Linked DNA regions of Homo sapiens: regions 2 and 3 are each linked to region 1. A link is a loop called in an ENCODE intact Hi-C map of the cell type or tissue named here. Cell type or tissue: B cell. All regions are shown on one strand. Region 1 overlaps SEPTIN9 (septin 9). Region 2 has its middle 15 kb from the start of LINC01973. Region 3 overlaps TNRC6C (trinucleotide repeat containing adaptor 6C).

Evidence for each region. Peaks named below come from ENCODE experiments on the same cell type or tissue, not always from the same donor. Only the 100,000 strongest peaks of a DNase experiment are listed, where the experiment ranks them.
Region 2: a loop joins it to region 1, with 5 times the contacts of the local background. A loop is called at or near these places in 2 of 110 quality-filtered maps.
Region 3: a loop joins it to region 1, with 20 times the contacts of the local background. A loop is called at or near these places in 8 of 110 quality-filtered maps.

The regions. Positions count from the first base shown.
Region 1 is chr17:77,328,176-77,336,175 of GRCh38, reverse strand. The region is part of intron 2 of SEPTIN9 (septin 9); the gene reads right to left. Among named protein-coding and RNA genes, the nearest start is that of SEPTIN9-DT, 50 kb to the right of the region's middle. RefSeq lists enhancers at 5,146-5,721, 5,722-6,299. In B cell, CTCF peaks have their summits at 4,376 and 4,579 (motif pointing left); DNase peaks (open chromatin) are centred at 3,665, 4,555, 5,525, 7,995 and 3 weaker places; H3K4me3 peaks cover 1,340 bases; H3K27ac peaks cover 2,093 bases.
Region 2 is chr17:77,864,966-77,872,965 of GRCh38, reverse strand. No RefSeq gene overlaps it. Among named protein-coding and RNA genes, the nearest start is that of LINC01973, 15 kb to the left of the region's middle. RefSeq lists enhancers at 1-483, 3,295-3,384. In B cell, no CTCF peak of the experiment used is centred here; DNase peaks (open chromatin) are centred at 3,105, 4,545 and 5,515; H3K4me3 peaks cover 1,297 bases; H3K27ac peaks cover 878 bases; H3K27me3 peaks cover 763 bases.
Region 3 is chr17:78,010,786-78,018,785 of GRCh38, reverse strand. All of the region lies in intron 3 of TNRC6C (trinucleotide repeat containing adaptor 6C), which reads right to left. Among named protein-coding and RNA genes, the nearest start is that of TNRC6C, 56 kb to the right of the region's middle. In B cell, CTCF peaks have their summits at 4,532 and 4,738 (motif pointing right); a DNase peak (open chromatin) is centred at 4,745.

The sequences.
Region 1 (8,000 bases):
TATATTAAGACTTACTGTAAAGCCACATTAATCAAGATGTGGCATCAGCAAAGGAATGGACAAAATATCAAGAAAACACAATAGTGTCTCAACACAGGGCCTACATGTATACAGTACATATACTAATATAGGACCACATATACAGTCAACATAGGACCTACATGTATACAGTACATATACTAATATAGGACCACATATACAGTCAACATAGGACCTACATGTATATATGTACATATACTAATACAGGACCACATATACAGTCAACACGGGGCCTACATGTATATATGTACATATACTAATACAGGACCACATATATATATACAGTCAACATAGGGCCTACATGTATATATGTACATATACTAATACAGGACCACATATACAGTCAACATAGGGCCTACATGTATATATGTACATATACTAATACAGGACCACATATACAGTCAACATAGGGCCTACATGTATATATGTACATATACTAATACAGGACCACATATACAGTCAACATAGGGCCTACATGTATATATGTACATATACTAATACAGGACCACATATACAGTCAACATGGGGCCTACATGTATATATGTACATATACTAATATAGGACTACATATACAGTCAACATAGGGCCTACATGTATATATGTACATATACTAATATAGGACTACATATACAGTCAACATAGGGCCTACATGTATATATGTACATATACTAATACAAGACCACATATACAGTCAACATGGGGCCTACATGTATATATGTACATATACTAATACAGGACCACATATACAGTCAACACGGGGCCTATATGTATATATGTACATATACTAATACAGGACCACATATACAGTCAACATGGGGCCTACATGTATATATGTACATATACTAATACAGGACCACATATACAGTCAACACGGGGCCTATATGTATATATGTACATATACTAATACAGGACCACATATACAGTCAACACAGGGCCTACATGTATAAATGTACATATACTAATATAGGACCACATATACAGTCAACATAGGGCCTACATGTATATATGTACATATACTAATACAGGACCACATATACAGTCAATATAGGGCTGATATGTATATACTAATACAGGACCACATATACAGTCAACATAGGGCCAATATGTATATACGTACATATACTAATATAGGACCACACATACAGTCAACACAGGGCCTACATGTATATACGTACATATACTAATATAGGGCCACATATACAGTCAATGATTTTTAGCAAAGGTGTCAGGTAATTCAATAGAGTAAGGTATGTCTTTTCAACAAACGGTGCTAGAACTGGATATGAGTATAGAAAAACAAGAATTAACCCTGACCTCAAACCAAATACAAAAACTGATTTAAAATGGATCATACAACATCCTGACGGCTATAATAGGTTAAAAAATGTAAAAATTTAAAAAATTAAAAAATAAAAGGAATCATAGAATATACAACTATAAAATTTCTAGAAAATAAGAGAACTTCTTTTGACCTTAGTGTAGGCAAAGATTTCCTCCATAGGTCACAAAAATCATAAATCGAAACTGGAAAAAGTTGATAAATTGGACTTTATGAAAACAAAATACTCTTGCTCATTAAATAACATCATTAAGAAAACCAAAAGGAAAGGAGCAATGTGGAAAAAAAAACTTATGATACATATATCTGATAAAGGACTTATATCCAGAATATATAAAAAACATATGAAACAACATTTTTTTTTTTTTTTTTTTTTGAGACAGAGTCTTGCTCTGTCACCTAGGCTGGAGTGCAGTGGTGCAATCTCGGCTCACTGCAAGCTCCGCCTCCCAGGTTCACACCATTTTCCTGCCTCGGCCTCCCGATTATCTGGGACTACAGGCGCCCGCCACCACGCCCGGCTAATTTTTTGTATTTTTAGTAGAGATGGGGTTTCACCGTGTTAGCCAGGATGGTCTTGATCTCCTGACCTCGTGATCTGCCCGCCTCGGCCTCCCAAAGTGCTGGGATTACAGGCGTGAGCCACTGTGCCCGGCCAATTTTTTTTTTAAATGAGACCCATGGGGAAACAGTCAAATGAAGAAACAACAAAGCAGCAACAAAACAAAACCCAAGTCTTACCCCACTGTGCAGCTGCAGGACAAAGAGCAGAAGCCTGTAGCTGGGGAACAAGGTGTTCATTCTTTCAAGCATTATAAAATGAAGGCTTCAGAAATCACTCGATCTTGAAACAACATAATTTTAAAAAGAAGTAAGACGTGGACAGATAATTTTACAAAGGAAAATACGTAAATGACCAACAAGGATCTTGGAAAATTGTGCGACCTCATAAGTCACCAAGAAAATACAAAATAAAAGCTTTAAAAAAAAATGAAGTTTGGAACAACTGAATAAACACATAAAACGACAACAAAATGAACCCTGACCCTCTACCTCACACCATATGCAAAAGTTAATTCATAAAAGCTATATAACTCTAAGCCTTCTAAAGGAAAACATAAATATCTTTGCAATTTGGCAGGGTAGGCAAAGGTTTCTTACAAAGAACACAGAGAGAGAACCACAAAGAAAGGAGTTTGTTAAATTAGACTTCATAAAAATTAAAGTGACACACTTTTGCTTATTGGAAAATACCACTAAGAAAATGAACAGGCCGGGCATGGTGGCTCATGCCTGTAAAACCGGCTCTTGGGGAGGCAGAGGCAGGAGGACAGCTTGAGCCCAGGAGTTTCAGACCTGCTTGGGCAATACAGCGAGACCTTGTTCTTGAAAAAGGAAAGAAAATGAACAGGCAAGCCACAGACTGGAATAAAATATTTGTAAAACACGTATCTGACAAAAGATCAGTATCCAGAAGAAAAAGTCAAGCAACCCAATTTTAAAATGAGCAACAGATTTGAAAAGACATTTCACAAAGGAAAAATATATGAAGAGCCAATCATGAAAATGTGCTCAACCGCATTAGTCATCAGGCCAAAGCAAATTAAAGCCATAATGAGATGATACCACTACACGCCCACCAGAATGACTAAGATTTCACAGAGTGACAGCACCAAATGTTGGCCAGGATGTGGAGCAACTAGAACTCGTATCCATTGCTGGTGGGAGTGTGAAATGGAAGGGCCACTTTGGGAAAAGATCTGGCAGTTTCTTATAAAACTAAATGTATACCTACCCTATACCTACTCTAGGTGTTTCTACAGAATAAATGAACGCCCATATGCACAGAAAAACTTGTACAAGAAGAACCAGCGTAACAGGTTTACTCATAAGAGCCTCCAGATGGAAACAGCCAGGGGTCTTTCAACAAGAGAATGACTAAAAACCCACAGAATGTTCACACAGTGGACGTTACTCAGCAATAAAACAGAACAAATCGCTGGCACCTGCAGCAACATGGGTAGCTCTAAGAAACACTCAAACTGGCAAAATTATTTCGTGGTGGAAAAAAAGCACAATTGTGGTTGCCCTGGGGAAGGTGGGGACTGTGATGCACCTGGAGGGGCATGAGGAACTTACTGGGGTGATAGTGATGTTCTATGTTCTGGTCAGGCTGGGATACACGTGGATACCTTTGTTAAAATTCAAAGAACGGAACGTTTCACACCTGTGCATCTCAGGGTATATACATTTTACTTCAAAGAAAAACAAAAATAATCACAGACAAATGCCGGACTCTAGTTAATGAAATGCAAACTGAGGTGTTGACAGGATGTTGTGTGCTGATTTCTGCAGCTTATTTTAAGTGCATCAAAACCAGCGTGGATGCTGGTGGCCAGAGGGATTTGTGGTGAAGCAAACAGCAAAATGGTTGCTGTGGAATCTAGGTGGTAGGTGCATGGGTGTTTACTTTAGAATCTTTCATGGTTTCTTTTTTGTGGTTTTGTTTTGTTTTGTTTTTGAGACAGGGTTTTGTTCTGTCGCCCAGGCTGGAGTGCATTGGCACAATCCCAGCTCACTGCAGCCTCAACCTCCCAGGTTCAAGCAATCCTCTCACCTCAACCTTCCGAGTAGCTGGGACTCCAAGCCTGCACCACCATGCCTGACTAATTTTTTGTATCCTTTATAGAGATGGGATCTCACTATATTGCCCGGGCTGGTCTTGAACTCCTGGGCTCAAGTGATCCTCCTACCTCAACCTCCCAAAGTGCTGGGATTACAGTCATGAGCCACCACACTCAGCCCTCTTTCATCTTTTCTATGTTTGAAAAGTTTTACGGCAAAAAGTTGGAAAAATGTAAAAAAGATTGAAACCTATCAACCAAAAATAGGAAAAATAAAATAAAAGAGATGGCAGGAGACCACCCCCTTTCCCCCTAACTCAGCTTCCAACCCTCCCTTTCCCCGCCCAGTTAGGACAGGAACCCCAAGGGCTCGGGCCCCCCGTGCCTGTGCGGGGAAGGAGGCACCCCCGTGCCTGTGCGGGGGCTGGTCATCTGCCCTCCGGTGCATTCTCTGCACTCCACTTCCCCTCGCCCGCAGTGAGCAGTCACAGTTGGCGGAAACTACACCCAGGCAGCCTCTGCCCACAAATTCAGTGAAAATGCAAACCCCGCAGGAGCTGGACTCTCGAGAGCTTGCGGCGCCACCTGCTGGAGGAAAGGCTTTCTGCACCCGAGTTCCTCTCCCCTTCCTCGCTGCCACCCGCCTCCCTGCCCAGGCTGGGCGGGTCCCCTCTCTGCAATCTCGGGGCACTGGTGCACGGGAAATGCCCAGTGCTTCATAACCTCCCCCCACCCACACCTCAACATCCAGTCCTCAGTGGACACCGCCCCCGCTCGACAAACATATCACACAGGCACAGTCCAAGACCACCCATTCCAGGAGGAGCATAAGCCCCAGTGCCCATCACCCCAGCCTCTTCCTCTCTCCCTCTGACGCAGTGACATAGGCCCAGGACACTGAAGACCCTTGACTTTATAAACATGCTGAAGTCAATCATTCTGAAGCTGTAGTTTTTATTATTATTATTATTTTTTATTTTTTGTAAAGACAAAGCCTTGCTATGTTGCCCAGCCTGGTCTGGAACTCCTGGATTCAATTGATTCTCCTGCCTCGGCCTCCCAAAGTTCTGGGATTGCAGGTGTGAGCCACTGTACCCAGCCTGAAGCCGTAGTTCTTTAATTATTGTCAACAGCAATACCCATCCCTCTGTGAGCAGCAGGGCCTGCTGGCATGGCTGACAGCCCTGCATCACTGCATCGAATCTGCTGCCTGGGACTCCAGGTGAGCTCCGATTCCCAGCTGGAGGGACAAGCTGTGTGGGGCTGGGCAGGGTGAATTGCGGGAGACCAAGCCCAGACTGAGGGCCACAAGCCACATGAGCACTGGGGCCAGGCAGGGACAGTGAAGGAGACAGTGCAACTCTGAGGAAAGACAACGCCACAGAATGGAGAGGCCCAGGCCCGGGGTTCCCTTCTGCTGCCGGACAGGCATGCCTGTGCCTCTCCCCCAGTCCCCGTGATGGTCAAGCCATGTGCTCTCTGAGAGGCAAGCGAGGCTCCTGACAGCAGGCTTTAGGCTTTAACCAAATTGTCTGTTCTGCAGGGTGAGCTGCACAGGTGCCCCCACTCCCGACTTCTTTGAATCCCTGTTGTCTCCAAGTCCTACCCATCCTTTCCAGGTGAACAGAAACACTGCCCAGGGGAGAACGGAGGAAGAATCCAGGAAAGGCTGCCCGAGAGCCTGGCTGAGTCCACGCCATCGCCAAGAGCAGCGCCAAAACTCAGGAGCTGGTGAGATTATGGCTCAGGGCCCACATCAACATGAGGGGGTGTCAGTCCCATGATCAATGAGTCCCTGTCTCACCACCTCCTGCCATCCACACCTTGAGGGCCACAGCCAGCACGTGAATTGGAGCTGGCTCCCGGCACCTTCCTTCCTACACCAGCTCCACAATGTGAGGTGGGGGCCCGCCCCCAGAGGCACCCGGAGCAGCAGGTGCTCCAAGAGGGGGAAGTCCCCCCGAAGCCCTCTCTCACCCACGGCACAGGACGCAGAGGGGACAGAGCATCAGGAACACCCAGCGATCACAGGGGTCTGTCCCGAAGGAGAGGAGGCAGGAGGCAGGGAGAGTGGCTGGGAGGCTAGTCTTGGAGTGTCCACCCCCCATTCCGAGGGAGAGGAAGGAAGCAGAAGGTGAGCACAGGGAGCCCCAGCTGGGGATGGAGCGGGGGCTGCAGCTCGACTGTGTTGCCTGGAGCGGGGGCATGGACTGCAGCCCCCACCCACCTGCCTGGCCAGTCCGAAGCCACCCCAAGTCTGGAGACCTCACTTGTCCTGCTCACCCCTCCCAGGGATGGTGTCCAAACCCCGAAGCCTTGGCTGGTGCTGTAAATATGGGAGGGAGGTTCTGCCTCACCCCAGCTCCAAGAGCCAGCCAAGAATGTTCTGGATATCTGAACCTTGCCCCGAGTCAGAGGCTGGGAAGAAACCTGAAGGATGGTGGGACGGTGGACAGCAGTCCTCAGGCACCAGGCACCAGGGTTCCTGCTTGGGGATGGGGGCACCAGCAGGTGTTAAGTGCATCACACCAGGGCTCACCATGTCCCTGCCCAGAGACTCAGCATCCCACGAAACAGGAAGGAACGAGGGATGAGCGTGCTTCCTCCTCCAACACCCCAGCTCCTGCCTTGAGGCTGCCAGGTACCCAACCTTCCCAGGATCCAAACCACCTTGGCCTCACCCACGGCCAAGTGTACCAAACCACAGCCAGGACCACTGGGCTCAGACACCAAAAGCGCTCCTCCTAAAGCCGGCAGCCACCAGGGCAGCACAGGGCAGTGCAAGGCTGGGCAGGGCCGGCCACCTGTCAGCATCCAGTGGCCTCTGCTGGATGCTGACGGGGGCAGCCAGGCAGGTGGGTCCATCCAGCAATCAAAGAGATCCTCCCTCTCCAACTTCCTCTCTAAAGAGATCCTGATCCTCCCTCTCCAGCTGCAGGGCCTGCAGCAGCCTCCTCCCTAGCAGGCCTCCCTGCCTGCCCCTGGCCATTCTCAGCAGCCACAGGGCACTGAGGTCCCACCATAGTGAGAATAAAATCAAGCCCTCACCAGGGCCTCCAAGGCCCGGCACGACCTGGCCCTGCCTGTCGCATTGGTGTCACCATGGCCCGTCTCTGAAAACACACTCCAGCCACTCCCACCTTCCCCAGGCTCCAGCCTCGGGCCTTCACACCTGCTGTTTCCTTTGCCAGGTTGCTCTTCCCTTGGATTTTGGCCTGGCTGGGTCCTTCTGGTCATTACAGCTTCAGCTCAGTGTCACCACTCAGAAAGGGCTTCCATTAATCCCCTCGCCACACACACAGATATGCACCCCCAGCAACCTGTTCTTAGCTTCTTCACAGTCCTCATCTAAAACCACCTATGGATTTGCTCATTTGTGGACTGCCTCTCAGTTCCAACTGTTAAGTAACAAGCGACCAGCGACTGTGTCTTTGTTGCTCCTCATTACAGGCCAAGCACCTAAGAGAGGGGCTGCACATAGTAGGCCTCAATAAACATTCACCAGACGGGCCAGGCACGGTGGCTCATGCCTGTAATCCCAGCACTTTGGGAGGCCAAGCTGGGTGGATCACTTGAGGTCAGGAGATCGGGACCAGCCTGACCAACATGGTGAAACCCCATCTCTACTAAAAATACAAAAATTAACCAGGCATGGTGGCGGACGCCTGTCATCCCAGCTATTTGGGAGGCTGAGGCAGGAGAATCGCTTGAACCTGGGAGGCGGAGGTTGCAGTGAGGCGAGATGGCGCCACTGCACTCCAGCCTGGGTGACGGAGTGAGACCCCGTATCAAACAACAACAACAAAACATTTGCCAGAAGAACTAAAGCAGCCTGCCTGTGTCTAACAGGAACTTAAGAGCACAAGATGAACTCAACCAAAGGACACACACAGCAGGCATTTCACAGCTGACACCTGTTGGTGGAGGGAGATTAGGAAAGTGGGGAGAGGCAGTGCCTGGGCATGGGGACACCCTGGGCATGGGGACGCCCTGGATAC
Region 2 (8,000 bases), 540 kb before region 1:
GTGTGTGTGTGCACGCGTGTGTGTGTGTGTATGGTCATTCACACCCCTGGGTGCAGCAGCAGGTGTGGAGGAGCATATATGGGGGGAGCTCTGAGCACACGGGCTCTTGGCCGGTGCTGCTCCCACCAACTCTGTGGCTTGAGCTGCCTTCTGCATGTCCCTCATCAAGTCAGCTGGGACATCGTTGGGGGCCAGATCGTGTCCTCTCTCGACGAAATTTATGTGCTAAAGCCCAAGCCCCCAGTGCCCCAGAATGTGACTGTACAGTATTTGGAGATGAGGCCTTTCAAAGGTGATTAAGTTGAAATGAGGCCGTTAGGGTGGCTCCTCATCCAACCCAACTGGTGTCCTCACAAGAATTTGGACACAGAGACACCAGGGATGTGTGAGCGCCCAGAGACCATGTGAGGACACAGTGGGAAGACAGACACCTGCAAGCCAAGGAGAGAGGCCCGAGGAGAAGCCAAACCTGCTGACACCTTGATCTTGAGCTTCTAACCTCCAGCACTGTGAGACGATACATTTCTGATGTTGAGGCCACCCCCAGTCTGTGGTTCTTCGTGATGGCAGCCCCAGGAAACGAATGCAGATACCATCACCTTCCCGTCGGCAGTCCAAGGTCACCGAGCAGACCCAAGGAGACACTGCAGGCGAAAGTACCGTGGAGATTAGCAGGCAATATGCCATTCTCGTTCATTCTTCTCTTACAGCATTAAGGAGAAAATCTCATTTGGTGAAGGTATGTCTCTAACACCTTGCTAACACTTGGAAATCTCCCATTTGAAAAAAAATTTAGATAAAATTCACTGAACATAAAATTCACCACTAGCCACTTTAAAGTGCGCACTTCTGTGACATTTATTGTGTTCACAATGTTGTGGAACTGTCGCTTCTATCTAGTTCTAGGACACTTTTCATCACCCCAAAAGGAAACCCCATACTCATTAAGCAACCACTCCTTCCTCCTTCCCCCACCCCATCTCCACACCCGCCCCCCACCCCCTGGCATTCAGCACCTTGCTTTTTGTCTCTGTGGAGTTACCTATTCTGGATATTTCATAGCAATGTAATTATTTTACATGTGACCTTTTGTGTGTGGCATCTTTCACTGAGCGTGATGTTTCGGAGGTTCCTTCGTGCTGCAGCCTGAATTGGTGCTTCCCTCTTTTTGTGGGCCTTCTTTTTTTTTTTTTTTTTTTTTTTTGAGACGAAGTCTCACTGTCACTCAAACTGCTGGAATACAGTGAGTGGTGCAATCTCGGCTCACCGCCACCTCCTCCTCCTGGGGTTCAAGCAATTCTCCTGCCTCAGCCTCCCGAGTAGCTGGGATTACAGGTGCCCACCACCCCACCTGGCTAATTTTTGTATTTTTAGTAAAGATGGGGTTTCACCATGTCGCCTAGGCTGGTCTCGAACTCCTGACCTCAGGTGATCTGCTCACCTCGGGCTCCCAAAGTGCTGGGATTAGAGGAATGAGTCACCGCGCCCAGCCATGGGCCCTCCTTTTGTGACACTCCACTGCGTGGGTCAACCACACTTTGTGTATTCATTCAGCCCTGGGTGGACATTTGGGTTGTTTCTACCTTTCTGCTTCTGTGAGATGAACTGTGCTTCTGTGAACGTTCATGTGCAAGTATTTGGATATCTGTTTTCAATTCTTTTGGGTGTATACTAAGAGTGGAATTCCTGGGTCATAGGATAATTCCATGTTTAAACATTTTTGAAGATTGGAAATCTCCTTTTTAAGCAAATAAGAGCGTTCTTCAGGATTCAAGCCTTCAGCAGACAAGAACACTCAGCTAGACTTTGCTGACCTTGATTTCTAATGTTATTTATGTTTACAGGATCAGAAAATCCAATGCTGGATTTTCATTTGTAGTAGCGACATGAACTTGTCTTTTAAAAATCAATGTTATTATTATTATTTTTTTCTTTTGAGACAGAGTCTCCCTTTGTCACCTAGGCTGGAGGGCAGTGGCAGGATCTCAGCTCACTTCAACCTCCACCTCCCAGGTTCAAGTGATTCTTGTGGCTCAGCCTCCCAAGTAGCTGGGACTACAGGCGAGCACCACCACACCTGGCTAATTTTTGTATTTTTGGTAGAGACGGGGTTTGGCCGTATTAACCAGGCTGGTCTTGAACCCCTGACCTCAAGTGATCCACCTGCCTTGGCCTCCCAAAGTGCTGGGATTATAGGCCACCATACCCAGACTGAAAATAAACGTTACTTCAAAAGTGAGTAGGTTCATGGTCAGGAGGGGTGGCTCATACCTGTAATCCCAGCACTTTGGGAGACTGAGGTAGGCGGATTGCTTTTGAGCCCAGGAGTTTGAGACCAGCCTGGGGAACATGGTGAAACTTGTCTCTACAAAAAAAACAAAACAAAACAAAACAAAAACTAGGTGGGCATGGCGGTATGCACCTGTAGTCCCAGGTACTTTGGAGGCTGAGGTGGGAGGATCACTTGAGCTCAGAGGCAGAGGCTGCAGTGAGCCGTGATTGCACCACTGCACTCCAGCCTGGGTGACACAGCAAGACCCTGTCTCAAAAAATAAAAAGCCCTACATGGGTAGGTATTTTTGTCCATTTGGTTTACTACCTATGTCTAACGCCAGAGTGATGCCTGGCACATATATTAGGTCCTCAATAAAAATGTGTTGAATAAATGACTATACCTAATACATACACACACAATATTATACATCATAGTCCAGGGTGGGCACAACGCTGGCAAAAATCACCAAGCTGGAGGGCCAATGCCTGAGAAACCCAGCCCAGGGGCTGCCGGACAGATCCGAGGCGGACACCCAGCCTCACTGCTCGTTCACTCTGACTTTGGCCAATTTCTTACCTTCTCTACACCTCAGCTTCCTCATCTGAAAAACGGGGTTGCTGGGAGAGTGCAATGCGCTGTTGTGCAACACACTCAACGAAGCTCAGCTACTGTCATTATTACCATCCTCAGCCACTGCAGGGAGGACCACAGAGGGGAGCTAAATGCAAATAAGGGCTTGGGAGAGCCCTGTGATGCAGCTTTTTGGGGGAGGCTGGGCACCCCGGCCTGAGGCTGGCAGGGGTGTGGCTCTGTGTTCAGCACCCATGATGGGAAGTGACAGTGTCCTGCCTTTGCTCCGTGCTGTGCCGTTCACAAACTTGCTTTCACATCCCTTTTTCTCACCTGATCTGCCCACAGCCTGGCGGGGCCGGCAGAGCTAAAACTGTGAATTGCATTTGACGGGGGAGAACACCTGAGGTGGAGGAGAGGTTAAGGGGCTCGTCTGAGTTCACACAGCAGGTCAGTGCCGGAGCATGGATTGGTGAGTTGGGAATCACCATGGCCTCGTGGTCTCAAATAAAACATCCCTTTGCTTGTGTGTGGGTTTGTGAAGCTGCCTGCCCGGTAACCTCCCCTGGGCTAGGTCTGCAGAATGAGGTTCCACTGGGGCACTTCAGCTGCCTCATTCTGCAGAGTTCTTGCTCCGGATTCTGAAGCATCTGCAAAGGAGACACGTCGCCTGGGTCTTGAGAAGACAGAACTGTTTGCCCCACGCTGGGAACTACTGGGGAAGGGGAAGGGCACATGAGGCTTGGCCAGAGTGCCTGGAGGCTGGCTTAGGGCCAGCTGCATGATCCTTGCATGAAGGAGGAGGAACGGCCCTCTTCATATGCCATCACCTAAGGCCACCTCCCATCCTCTGCCTGGGACACTGGCTCCTGGAAAATGCTCTTTCCTCCTGGTGCCACAGCCCCAGCGAGCTCGACGCAGCTCCCCTTCCACAGACACAGAACTCTCCAAACTCCCAGTGGTTTGGGAAGAACAGCCACCACATCCCAAGCCCAGCACCACCTTTTGGGATGTGATATGTCAAAGTAGTAAGATGATGAAGTGTCCTGTGCCGGCCCATCAGAGCCTTAGCGACAGATATGGGCCCAGAGTGCCTTGGAGAGCCAGAGCCTCTGCAGTGACGTGGAATTTATTATACTTTCCATCCATCGCTTGGCAGCCTTCTCCCAGCTCTTTTCTCTTGAAAAATGGTTCCTGCCAATCTTGCTGTTTACTTAAGTGGTTATTAAGTATTTTTCCCGCTGCTGGTCTGGGTACTTCTTGATAAACATTATCTATTTAAGAAGAACTTTTAGGGAGAGCTCCACTCTGCCCCTACACACACACACACACACACACACACACACACACACACACACACACGTGTATGCACACACACGTATGTGCATACAGACGCACATGCGCGTGTACACACACACACACACACACACACACACACAGAGTCTGGGCATGAGAGTCCGGGTCCCAAAGCTTCCTCCCCAAGCCGGCTGGGGTCAGGCCACCACCGAATGTATCACTTGACCTGACGTGACAGCCTGGTTTCCTCTTCGCCCCTCTGGCCAGCCTCCTCTGGGCATTGGAGGTGGCTCCAGCTTTGAGCTGCACGCAGCTACCAGTTGTGCCTCCCAAGGCATCCCAGGGCCACTCTGCTAAGAGCATCTGCTTGGCTTTGCCCCGCAGCAGCGGTGAGGGAGGGGAGGTGGCTCGTGTGCATCGGGGGACCCTCTGACGTGTCAGTGCTAAGATCCTATCTGCAGGTCTCGAGCCCTCCTGAACTGGAGGGCTGGGGCCCTGGGTGGCACTGAGGTCAGGTGAGGCCCGGATAGGAGGACAGGATACCGAGGAACAGGAAGAAAGGCAACTTGGCTGGAACGTCCTTGCCATGGGTAGGCTGGGGGTCTGGGGGCTTGACTGAAATTGGGTGTCTGTGTCGGCAGTGGGTGTCTGAGCCTCACCCCTCCAGGGATGGCAGAGGGTATGAGACACTGAGCTGTGCCCAGCTTCTCTGGCTTCCCACACGTGCCAAGTGCAAGATGGGCTGCTAGTGAGCTTGGCTACTTCGGGCAAATCCTCCCCTCTCTGGACCTCAGTTCATTCACCTGGGGAGTAAACGGGGTGGGCTCCATCCCTACTCCCACAGTCCAGGACTCCCAGAGAGCATGGGTCTCATGGCTACTCCACAGGCTGAAAATCCTTCAATTTAGGAGCTGCTGCTGCTGCCCTGAAAACCAAGCTAAGCTCACCTTCAAAACGAGAGTCCCGGGTGGATAACTTGTCCAGCGCCTCACCCTGTGTCGGTCCTAGGTCAGTGCTGTTTAAAATGTAGGTGCTGTTGTTATTTAGGTCTGATATGGCTAATGGACCAGGCAATGGACAAGACAGTTTATTACTCACAGCCTCGAGAAAGGCCCAGACCACACCATGCAGGCCACACGGGGAAGCACCAGGGCTGGCCAGAGGCAGAGGGAAGTAGAGCCCGGCAGGAGCCTTTCCTGTGGTTTCCATGGGAAGGACTGGGTGGGGTAACCAGGTTTAGGATTGCTAGTTTGAATAGTTTCAGAGGGCTCTGGGGATAGGGGTTGTCCCAAGATGTCTGGCACTTGGCCCTGGGGTGATCAGGGCAGGTGCATAGTGGCCCAGAGTGACAGAGCCTGATAAAGGAGGTGGCTGGGGTGTCGGCTCTGGACTGGTTGGTTTGCATATGAAAGGCCCTTTAGAAGGTGAGCTGTTTGCTACATTTAGAAATTACCTAACCCTGGGAGGGGGCAGTCCCACCAGGGTCCGGAAGGCCCCAAGATGTCAAAGCATCAGAATGCAGAAAATAAAAGGCATGGTTAATAGACACACAATGAAATGTGCACTGTGTGTAATTTACTGTTACTATTTTTTGAGATGGAGTTTTGCTCTTGTTGCCCAGGCTGGAGTGCAATGGCGTGATCCTGGCTCACCACAACCTTCGCCTCCAGGGTTCAAGTAATTCTCCTGCCTCAGCCTCCCGAGTAGCTGGGATTACAGGCATGCGTCACCACGCCCGGCTAATTTTGTATTTTTAGTAGAGACAGGGTTTCTCCATGTTGGTCAGGCTGGTCTCCAACTCCAGACCTCAGGTGATCCGCCCACCTCGGCCTCCCAAAGTGCTGGGATTACAGGCGTGAGCCACTGCGCCCGGCCTGTTATTATTATTTAATTTAGAGTCTACTAAAAATATTTTTTAACAGATGGGGATCTCACTATGTTGCCCAGACTAGAGTTAATTGACTACTTTTTAGAGAAGTTTTAGGTCTACAGAAAAATTGAGTGGAAAATACAGTGTTCCTGTATTACCCTCCCCACTGCCAACATACACACTTTCCCTGTTGCTGAGGTCTTGCATTAGTGTGGCACATTTGTTCCAATTGAACCAATGCCGATACATTGTCATTAACTAGGGTCCACAGTCAACATTAGAGTTCACGCTTTGTGTTGTATACTCTGTGGGTTTCAGCAAACGCACAATGCCCTGTATCCACCGTTCCAGTAAGTTATAGAATCATTTCACTAACCAAAACCCCCTGCGCTCCACACAGTCGTCCTCCGTTCCCCTCCAAACCCCGGTGGCCACTGATCTGTTTACTGTCTTCATGAGAGGGAGTCTCGCTCTGTTGCCCAGGCTGGTGTACAGTGGCACGATCTCAGCTCACTGCAACCTCTGCCTCCGGGGTTCAAGCAATTCTGCCTCAGTCTCCTGAGTAGCTGGGACCACAGGCCCATGTTGCTACGCCCAGCTAATTTTTGTATATACATTTTTTCAGTAGAGATGGCGTTTCGTCATGTTGGTCAGGCTGGTCTTGAACTCCTGACCTCAAATAATCCGCCTGCCTCAGCCTCCCAAAGTGCTGGGATTACAGGTGTGAGCCGCTGCGCCCGGCCCACGGTTTTACCATTTCCAGAATGTCACATAGTCAGAATCATACAGGCTGCAGCCTTTGGAACTGGCTTCTTTCACCTAGCAATATGTGTTTACATTTCCTTCCATGTCTTTATGTAGCTTGATAGCCCATTTCTCTTTCTCTCTGAGTAATATTCCATTGTCTAGATGTATCACAATTTAAATGTAATGTTTATCCATTATTACTATTTTTAAAAAATGACAATGGCCTCTGTGGTGAGGGCTGGGCTGCAGAAGTATTCAGACAGTCTAGGGTGGAGGCCCGATGAGACAATTATCCGGGCCCTGAGGCCCGAGGTCAGACAGTGAAGGTGGGAGTCATCCCTGGGCTTGGAGAATCTGGGCAACTGTTTCTATCCTGCTCTTCACCTGGCTCCTGCAGGCAGTGCTGTCTATATCTGGCTTTTTTTTTTTTATTTTAAAGAAATGCCTTTTAGCTGGTGGTGACCCAGGGATACCCCCCTTCATCAACAGACCCACGGGCAGGAAAATCCCATGCAGGAGAGGCAAGAGGGCTCTTCAAGTCGGCCAGAGTCGAAGCACCCTCTGCTTGCCTGATCAACCACCAACAGCTTTGGGAGGTTAAACATCCAAGAGAAAGGCGCCGCTGAGCCAGGCGCTCCAAAGCTGTCCCCGGGGAACCCTGGCAGCCAGGGCTGGCCTGCTGAGCCTCCTGGCCCATATGGTGGGCTGCGGGCTGCGGTGAATGGGGGTGAGCTCCCTGCCCTGCAGCCGGCTGCCTGCCCCAGCCCTCCTCAGAATCCCTTTTCTTTCCAGACATAAACGAGGCCCACCCAGAGTCTCGGACATGGTTTGCTGCTCCTACGCAGGCTGCTGGCTCATGTGGCTCTCAGACAGGGCGTCTGCTCTCCCCTCGTTTCACAGCGAGACACTGCATTGACCCAGCCTGGCCTGTTCAGATATGTGTGTGTGTGTGTGTGCATGTGTGTGTTTGCGTGTGCGCCCGCGCGTGTGCGTGGGTGTGTGCGTGCGTGTGTGTGTGTGTGTGTGTGTGTGTCTGCAGAGGGGGTGGTGCTGTGGACAACCTCTCCTCCCTCTCCAGAGCCACGCAATCAGGACCCAGATGTCTACGGGGGAATCCTACTGCTGTGAGGACCAAAAGGGAGGGGGTGCTCAGGCCTCGGGCACACCTGATTTTCTGCCACGCCCAGCTTGCTTCAACGTGTCTGCCCCACTCACTGGCAGTGTCTGATACAACCCCAGCTC
Region 3 (8,000 bases), 680 kb before region 1:
TACAGAGGTTTTCTACAGCTCAGCCTCCTCTAGGCTGGGGCTGTATCAAGGAACAAAAGAGAGATCCCTGGCCCTGTGGAGCTCACATCTTAGTAGAGAAAAAGGATCAATAATAAACTTGATGTGTAAGTAAGATACATGGTTCACCAGGTGTAAAGTGCTGCAAAAAAAGGAAAGCACGGTAAATAAGGGCTCAAACTCGTTGTTTTCCCATGCAATCTGCCTACCATTTGCTCCACCCCCCCAAACATGTCAATATCCCCACCTATCCTCTCCTTATTTAGAAAATATTTAATGGGTTCCTATTCTGTGCCAGGCACTGTGAATACTGAGTATTATATAAAAAAACATGGTTCCGGCTGGGCATGGTGGCTCACGCCTATAATCCCAGCACTTTGGGAGGCCGAGGCGGGGCGGATCACGAGGTCAGGAGTTCGAGACCAGCCTGGCCAATATGGTGAAACCCCATCTCCACTCAAAAAAATACAAAAGTTAGACGGGCGTGGTGATGCACACCTGTAGTCCCAGCTACTCTGGAGGCTAAGGCAGAAGAATCACTTGAGCCCGGGAGGTGGAGGTTGCAGTGAGCCGAGACTGCGCCACTGCACTCCAGCCTGGCGACAGAGCAAGACTCCATCTCAAAAAAACCAAAAAAACAAAACAAAAACCAAAAACCAAAAACCATATATATACACACATATGGTTCCTGTCTTTATAGTTTATCATATAGTAGAAGAGACATTATCTTTAAAATGATTTCACAAATAGAAAATTACACATTGTTGTAAGCATGATAAAAGGAACAGTGGGACAAGATAACCTAATTTAGGGATTCAGAAAGCTCCTTTGAGAAAGTGACAATTAAGCAGAGCCTGAAAAAGTATGTCAGGGTTAGCGAGGTAGAGTATGTCTGTGTGTATGTGTGCGCACCTCGTACCTACAAACTCACTCCCACCAGCCTAGACAGTGCATGGGAAGGCCCTGAAATGGAAAAGAGCTTCTCGCCTTCGGGGGCTGAAGCCTAGCAGGGTTGTTTCACAGGAGGCTGGAGAGGTAGGCAGAGACCCTGGAAGGATTTTGGATTGTATCACTTGACCTATAGCTGGGAGAGCACTGGGTGGTTCCATGGATGGATACTCCTCAGTGTTCCTGCCTGGCTGCCACACTAGGAGAAGCCTGGAGCCTCCAGTTTCAGAGAGAAACTCTAGAGACAGGTTGCTACAATTGTTAACCCATGGTGAGCTGAACAGCTGTGCAGTCATGGGTTACCTAAGCTCAACAAGCACTTCAAGCTGTTGAGGTCTCTGAGACCCTGTGCAGACTCTAGAGCCATGTGGTTGGGAGAGGAGGCAGCGGTGCCCTCCTTGTTCAGCTCCGCCACCTGAGCAGGAATGCAACATGGGAAAAGAAGTTCCCTATGATCCACCTTACATTCCTCACCCTGGTCTGAACAGAGCAGGAGAGCAGGAGTGGGAGCACGCTGAGGTGCTTCTATCTTATTCAATCACCCAAGTCATAACTACCAACACAGTCTTTTCTTTAAAAATTTATTTAGAAATATTTAAGACATTTTTAAAAAGGCATAAAGACCAAATAATCAACAAATCTCCATGGAGCCAATCTCCAGCTTAAGAAATAAAATGTCCCCATTCCACCAAAGCCCCACCTATCTTTCCCTCCCTGACTGTATACTCCACCTTCCCCCAGCAAAGATCATCACCATTCAGAACTGGGGGTTTATCAGTTCCATACACTTCTCCTGAGAGGGAGTGCAGTAGCTACAAGTATGGCCTTGGGGTTGAAACTTCAGCTCTGCCACTTCTTTGCTGGGGATCCTGGATAAATTACTTAGCTTCTCCATCCTTCAGTCATGCCATCCATAACATGTGGGCAAGGGCGGGGGGATAAAAGGGAGCTAAGAATCCCTTACTGAGAGAGTTCCTTGAGGATTGATTGCTAATCTACGTAAAGAATGGTTTAGAACAGTGACTGGCACTTAGTACACAGTAAGCGTTTATAGTATAATAATCCTCCTCCTCTCAGAAGCAATGGAAGCCACAGAAGTTAAATAATCATGTTAAAGGAGGAACCACAGAGAATGACCTAAAGAAGGGAAGGCAGGCAGAGACTGCAGCAATTTAGAAGAGGTAATGACAGCTGTACTCAGGAATGGAGGATTAGATCTTACTCTGGTTCTAAACCACCCCCCTTAATTTGGTTCCCATATCTCCAACAGTTTGGAAAGTGTTAGGCGCTAGATGAATGTTAATGAACAGCCATCCCATTATTTTAAATGTTTACAAAGCAAGTAGTTAAAATGGTCTCTCCCACCCACCACCACAGGCACACCTGGTGCAGGACTGACAAGCCTGGCACACAGCTTATGCAGCCTCCGTGCAAGGAGAGCTGAGGCTAGGGATCTGGTTCCCCCAGTTACATGTGAGTGCATGTGACCTGGCAGGTACTGGCTGTGGGTGCCTGTAAGCACAGTACTGGAGATGGTGGCAGTTTCTGTGCAGGGGCCACATTCCCAATCGCTCCTTTTGTGGCTGAGAGAGACAGTGTTAGTGCCGCTTCCTGACCCCTGGTCTGCGGCAGTGGCACTGTGCTCTAGAAGTCAAGAGAGCCAATAGGGCCTCTCAATTATTCCTGGAGGTAGCAGCTCTTCAGGGAACTCTTTGGGGAGTCATTTCTGAAGGCCCAGCCTAGAGTTTACCCCCTTCAGCCCTTTCAGTGATTTTATACGCACCCAGTCCTCCATATTTTAAACCCATTTCTGCTTATAACAGCTAGAGTAGTTTCTATATTCTTCAGCCGAAATCTGGTTAAGAGCATATAGACTTTTTTAGCAAGGAGTTTTATTTATTTATTATTGAGATGGAGTCTTGCTCTGTTGCCCAGGCTGGAGTGCAATGGCATGATCTCGGCTTACTGCAACCTCCGCTTCCTGGGTTCCAGCAATTCTCCTGCCTTGGCCTCCCGAGTAGCTGGGATCACAGGCGCCCACCACCACGCCCAGCTAATTTTTGTACTTTTAGTAGAGATGCGGTTCTGCCATCTTGGCCAGGCTGGTCTGGAACTCCTGACCTCAGGTGATCCGCCCACCTCGGCCTCCCAAAGTGGCTGGGATTACAGGCTGAGCCACTGTGCCTGGCCCAAGTAGTACATTTAAATCTTCCATCTACCTAGACAACATCACAGTATGTGGTATGAGCTAGGTATACCACTGTTTCCCAGTAATGGCATTTACTGTTAAAAGGATCCTCAATTAGAATCCCGTGGGCTGCCACCATTAGCCTAAAGTATAATAACAAGTAGGTGTGAAATGGATGAGAGCAGTATATTTTAAAACTAACTTTTTATAGGTAAAAATGCTAACTGGGAGGGACATTTTTAACCCACACATTTTAACACATCTTCTTTCTGAAATTTGGATGCCCCTTACAATTGATGTATAAATACAACAAGGTTTCCTCATTCATGCTCCACCTCTGTCAACAGGACGTTATTGAATAGATGATATGTCCTATGACTGATGTCATCTCAGAACTTAAGAAACAAGCTTTTGTAAGATAAAGCATAGAACTTCTCTTATGCATGGACACCCCACACAATGAAAAAAATTGTCAAAAATCAAGCAGTAATTCTAGTCATTTCAGAATAAATATTCAAAGATTCAGAGTTTCTTAACATTTTAAATTTACTCAAATATAAGATTGTTTGCAAATGTGACTATGTAAGAGAACTATTCTCTTGTGCCAACATAATCAGTGATTCCAAGGAATATTTTTGTTATTACAATTTCTTCTGCAGCCTATACAGCAGCAAACATTGTGGCGAGAAGTTGCCTTAGAACAATGAGATGCGAGCAGAAGACAGCTCTGAGTACGGAGGGTCCATCTGCTGTGCTCATCAGCAGTCCTGGAGGGATACAAAGTGGTGCCTTCTGTTTGTTCAGTGGATGCTTCTGGCTGATCTATCACCGTGGCAACATTTGGAGCCCAACTCAAAACAAGCACAGACTCATTAACTACAAACTACATTAACTTAGTGTCTGTTGCTAATGAGAAATGCCGTTCAGAGGTATTTTCTACTCTAGCATATTACAGTTACCTCTCTAAAAGGTACCAAATGCCACTCTCAATACATCACATACTAGATAACATGAATGTTAAAAGAAAGCAAAATTATTTTAATAATGACTACAAACAGTAAGAATCATTTCATTAAAAGGTTACTTTGTTTTGGCCCTTGGATATTCCTGCTGTAAGAAAATGTACTATGTATCATATATGCAAGCACATCTAAGTTCTTTTTAAACAACAGGCTTATTTAGAAGATCAATTTAGAAAATGCCGCTAAGAGCATATGTTAAAGCTGAGTAATCAAGACAGCATTAATGCCTACTGGCTCTCCTGTAATCTTCTCATATGTAACATTGATCATAACTCTCTCCAAGTGAGGCAACACACTGGACAAAACATTAAAGGCAAAGAAAGTCCACTGGGTGTAGAGCTTGTCAGTTCCCTTAACTCCTTCTTGACCACATCTCTTTTCATGCTAAATCATCCTGAACTAAATGAGCTCTCAGAACAAATGGCAAATCCTAAATCTCATGAAACACAGAAGATTTAAGTGGAATTATGTCTCAAATGTGTTCTCCCAGGACTGATAAATTGGGAAATAGCAGTAATCTTAGGTATTTTCTCTCCAAAAGTGCAGAATCCTACAACCCGCCAGAAGAGGGAGCCAAAGTTAAACTACTCCAACATTTAGTAAGACAAGGCTGGTGCAGGAGGAGAGAAATTGGCCTTATTTCAAACTGATTTGGAAAAGCCTTCTTATTCTCTTAGGCAAAAGAGCACAACTCCTCTTTGATGCCTCGCATAGTGAACCAATCCCCATCTCTCACTTTGGCCTCACCTCATACCCTGCTATTTCATAGCTTCCTGTTTGTTTAGTTCATGGAAAATGTCATACTCCATACGGCCACAGGCTCTTTACAGATGCTGTTCCCTCTCTATGTAGGAGTGTTCCCTGGCCTAGTTGGGTCCTGCTCACCCTTCAGATTCAATGATACCTTCCACAACTCCTGCCAAGTTTGGGCTCCTTTGTTGATGCTGTCACACAGTCACCATCCCAGTTAGTAAGGATACATGTATCACTGTGGTTGAGATTTATGTCCATTCCTCATAAGACTCAGCTCCATGAGAGTGGGAAGTGTATCTCTATTTTAACATTTTCTTCCCATAGCAATCAGCACAGTACCAAGCAAATAGCAGGTGCTCAATAAATATCTGCTGGATCAAATGATTAGTTAGCTCAGTTAGTTTCTAAGTTCTGCCTACTCTATCAATCATCACTACCCTTCCCTGTCTACCCCCGCCACTTAGCTAGTAAGCTGGAGTCTGACCTATGCACTGATCCAACTGTACCTGCTGCCTCCAGCCCTCTCTCCTCCTCTGTTTAATTCGTCTTCAATTCTGCAGGTTCAGTGATCTTTCTAAAGCACAAATCTCATGATGTCACTCTCCTACTTAAAACTCTCCAATGGCTCCCTCTCTGGTCCAGAAGATCTAAAGTCCTTAGGAAGGTGTTCAAGGACTCTATGAGCTAGCTTCCCACCTTCCACCTCTCTCAAAAGAGCTGAAAAACAGTTTCAACTCTTTTTTGGGTAGAATAGCTTGGTAAGGGTGCTCAGTTTTAATGACCTGATGGACGGGTTTAAGATGACTGGGATAAGGCAACCCCTCCTTGTCCTTGCTTTCATAGCAAACTTAGGGCACAACTGGGAGTGGCCCAGCTCTTGTATGCACTTACCTCATTCATATCAGTATTTTCCTTTCCCAATTCTCTCACTTACTTTTAAAAACAAGTTATCTTTTCTTATAGAGATGCAAATATTTGATGAAAAGATGACCAAACCTAAATCCTTTCAGGTAGAAAGTGTGAGATAGATAAATCACAACCAACTTCACTGACCATCTGCTGGGTCCTCACTGCACTGGCCACCACCTCACTCAGCAGCTCCTCTGCTGCCAACATTGTAAAATTTCTTTTTTGTACTTTCCTTAGAGCCTGACTTCTCATACCTGGAAGCACTGGCTCCCTATCCGCCACTGGCCATGAAATGCTTATACTGACCTACTGACACCTGGCTGAGATAAAGCAGTTACAATGCCCAGAACATTTTATTGCATTCATTTGCATATACATATATTTGCTTATCTGCCTGGCTCTTCCCACTAAAATATCTCTTTGAGAACAGGGAACTTTTTTAAAAAAGCCTTTATTTTAGGTTAGGAGGTACATATGAAGGTTTGTTACACAGGTAAACTCATGTCATGGGGGGCTTGATGTACAGATTATTTCATCACCCAGGTATGAAACCCAGTGCCCAACACTGATCTTTTCTGCTCCTCTCCCTCCTTCCACCCTCCACCCTCAAGGAGAACCCAGTGTCTGTAGTTTCCTTCTTTGAGAACAGGGAACTGATCTCTGCCATCTAACAGGTATTTATTAACTGTTTAAGTTAATTAATGAATTAACTAGCCATCTCTAGGTAGCAAAATGTGACTAATATTTAGCTCATTTATTAATGTAATCTTTGGTTATGCTAAAAGCTAGATAAAATGTGATTCTATTTGAAAGTGCATATTTTCTGATATTACTATTTACAAGTAACTACACACATAGAAGGGCAATGACTGAGGCATGTAGACAACCTGTAGCGATGAGTCTTTCTGCCCAACTCTAGAGGCCAATTTAGTATCAGAAACCAATCTGGAAAAAGAAAATAAATAACAATGAAAAATGGGCAAAAGACTTTAAAAGACGCTTCACCAAGATGACAAATAAGCACATTAAAATAAAGTGCCACATTAGTCATTAGGTTAATGCCAATTAAAAGTGTAATGAGATACCACTACATACCTATTAGAATGGCTAAAATTATGAAGATGACCATACCACACATTGGTGAAGATGCAGAACTGTGAAACAGTATAAACACGTTGGGAAAGAGCTGTGTGCAATTTCTTGAAAAATGAAACATACACCTATCATATGCCATAGCCATTTTACTATTATACATTTACTCAAGATAAATGAAAGTATATAGCCATATAAGACTTGTACATAAATGTTAAAAGAAGCTTTACTCAATAGCTCAAAACTGGAAAAACGCAGATGTCCATGAACAGGAGAATGAAGAGGATAAATAGCTGTGATACACCTACACAATGGAACACTGCTCAGCAATAAAAAGGAATGAACTACTGATACACACTACAGCATGGATGAATTTCAAAAGCAATACACTGAGTGAAAGGAGCCAAAGTGCACAGTGTAGGAGTCCCTCAATACAATGTTCTAGAAATAAAAACTCTTTTATAGTGGCAGAAAGCAGATCAGTGTTTGCCTAGAGACAGATGGGGGTAGGGTGGGGACAGAGGAGATGGATCAGAAAAGGTCACAAGGACACCTTCAGGGATGATGGGTGTCATCTTGATCATGGTGATGGTTTAACAGGTGAATATATGCCAACACTTATCTATTTCTTCTCTTTAAATATAATGTCCACAATAACTCAATAAAGTTGTTTTTAAAAAAACACAGAAAAGAAACTGGTCTGGGTAAACAAATTATTTTTTAGACAGCAGACTGTCAGCATCCTTTAGAGTTATAAACTGTAACTTTGTCTAAACTTAGAAACTGCCTTTATGTTTAAAGTTTTAGTGAAAAGTTATATGAAACAGAGATGTGAACTTTCACTTTATCTGAGACTCAGGAGAAGTGCCCTCGGGAGGCGCCCCCGGAGCACAGCGCCCCGCTTCCTTGCCGCTAGGCTCACTTCCTTTGTTTCACAATTTGTTCAAGAACTTATACGTTCATGTACCTACTCAGAGGTTCTGGCAATACATTTTTACCCTTTTGAATAACCTATATATTTTTAAAATGTCTCATCTTAATATTTTTTTTGTTTCCATGGAAAAAAATTA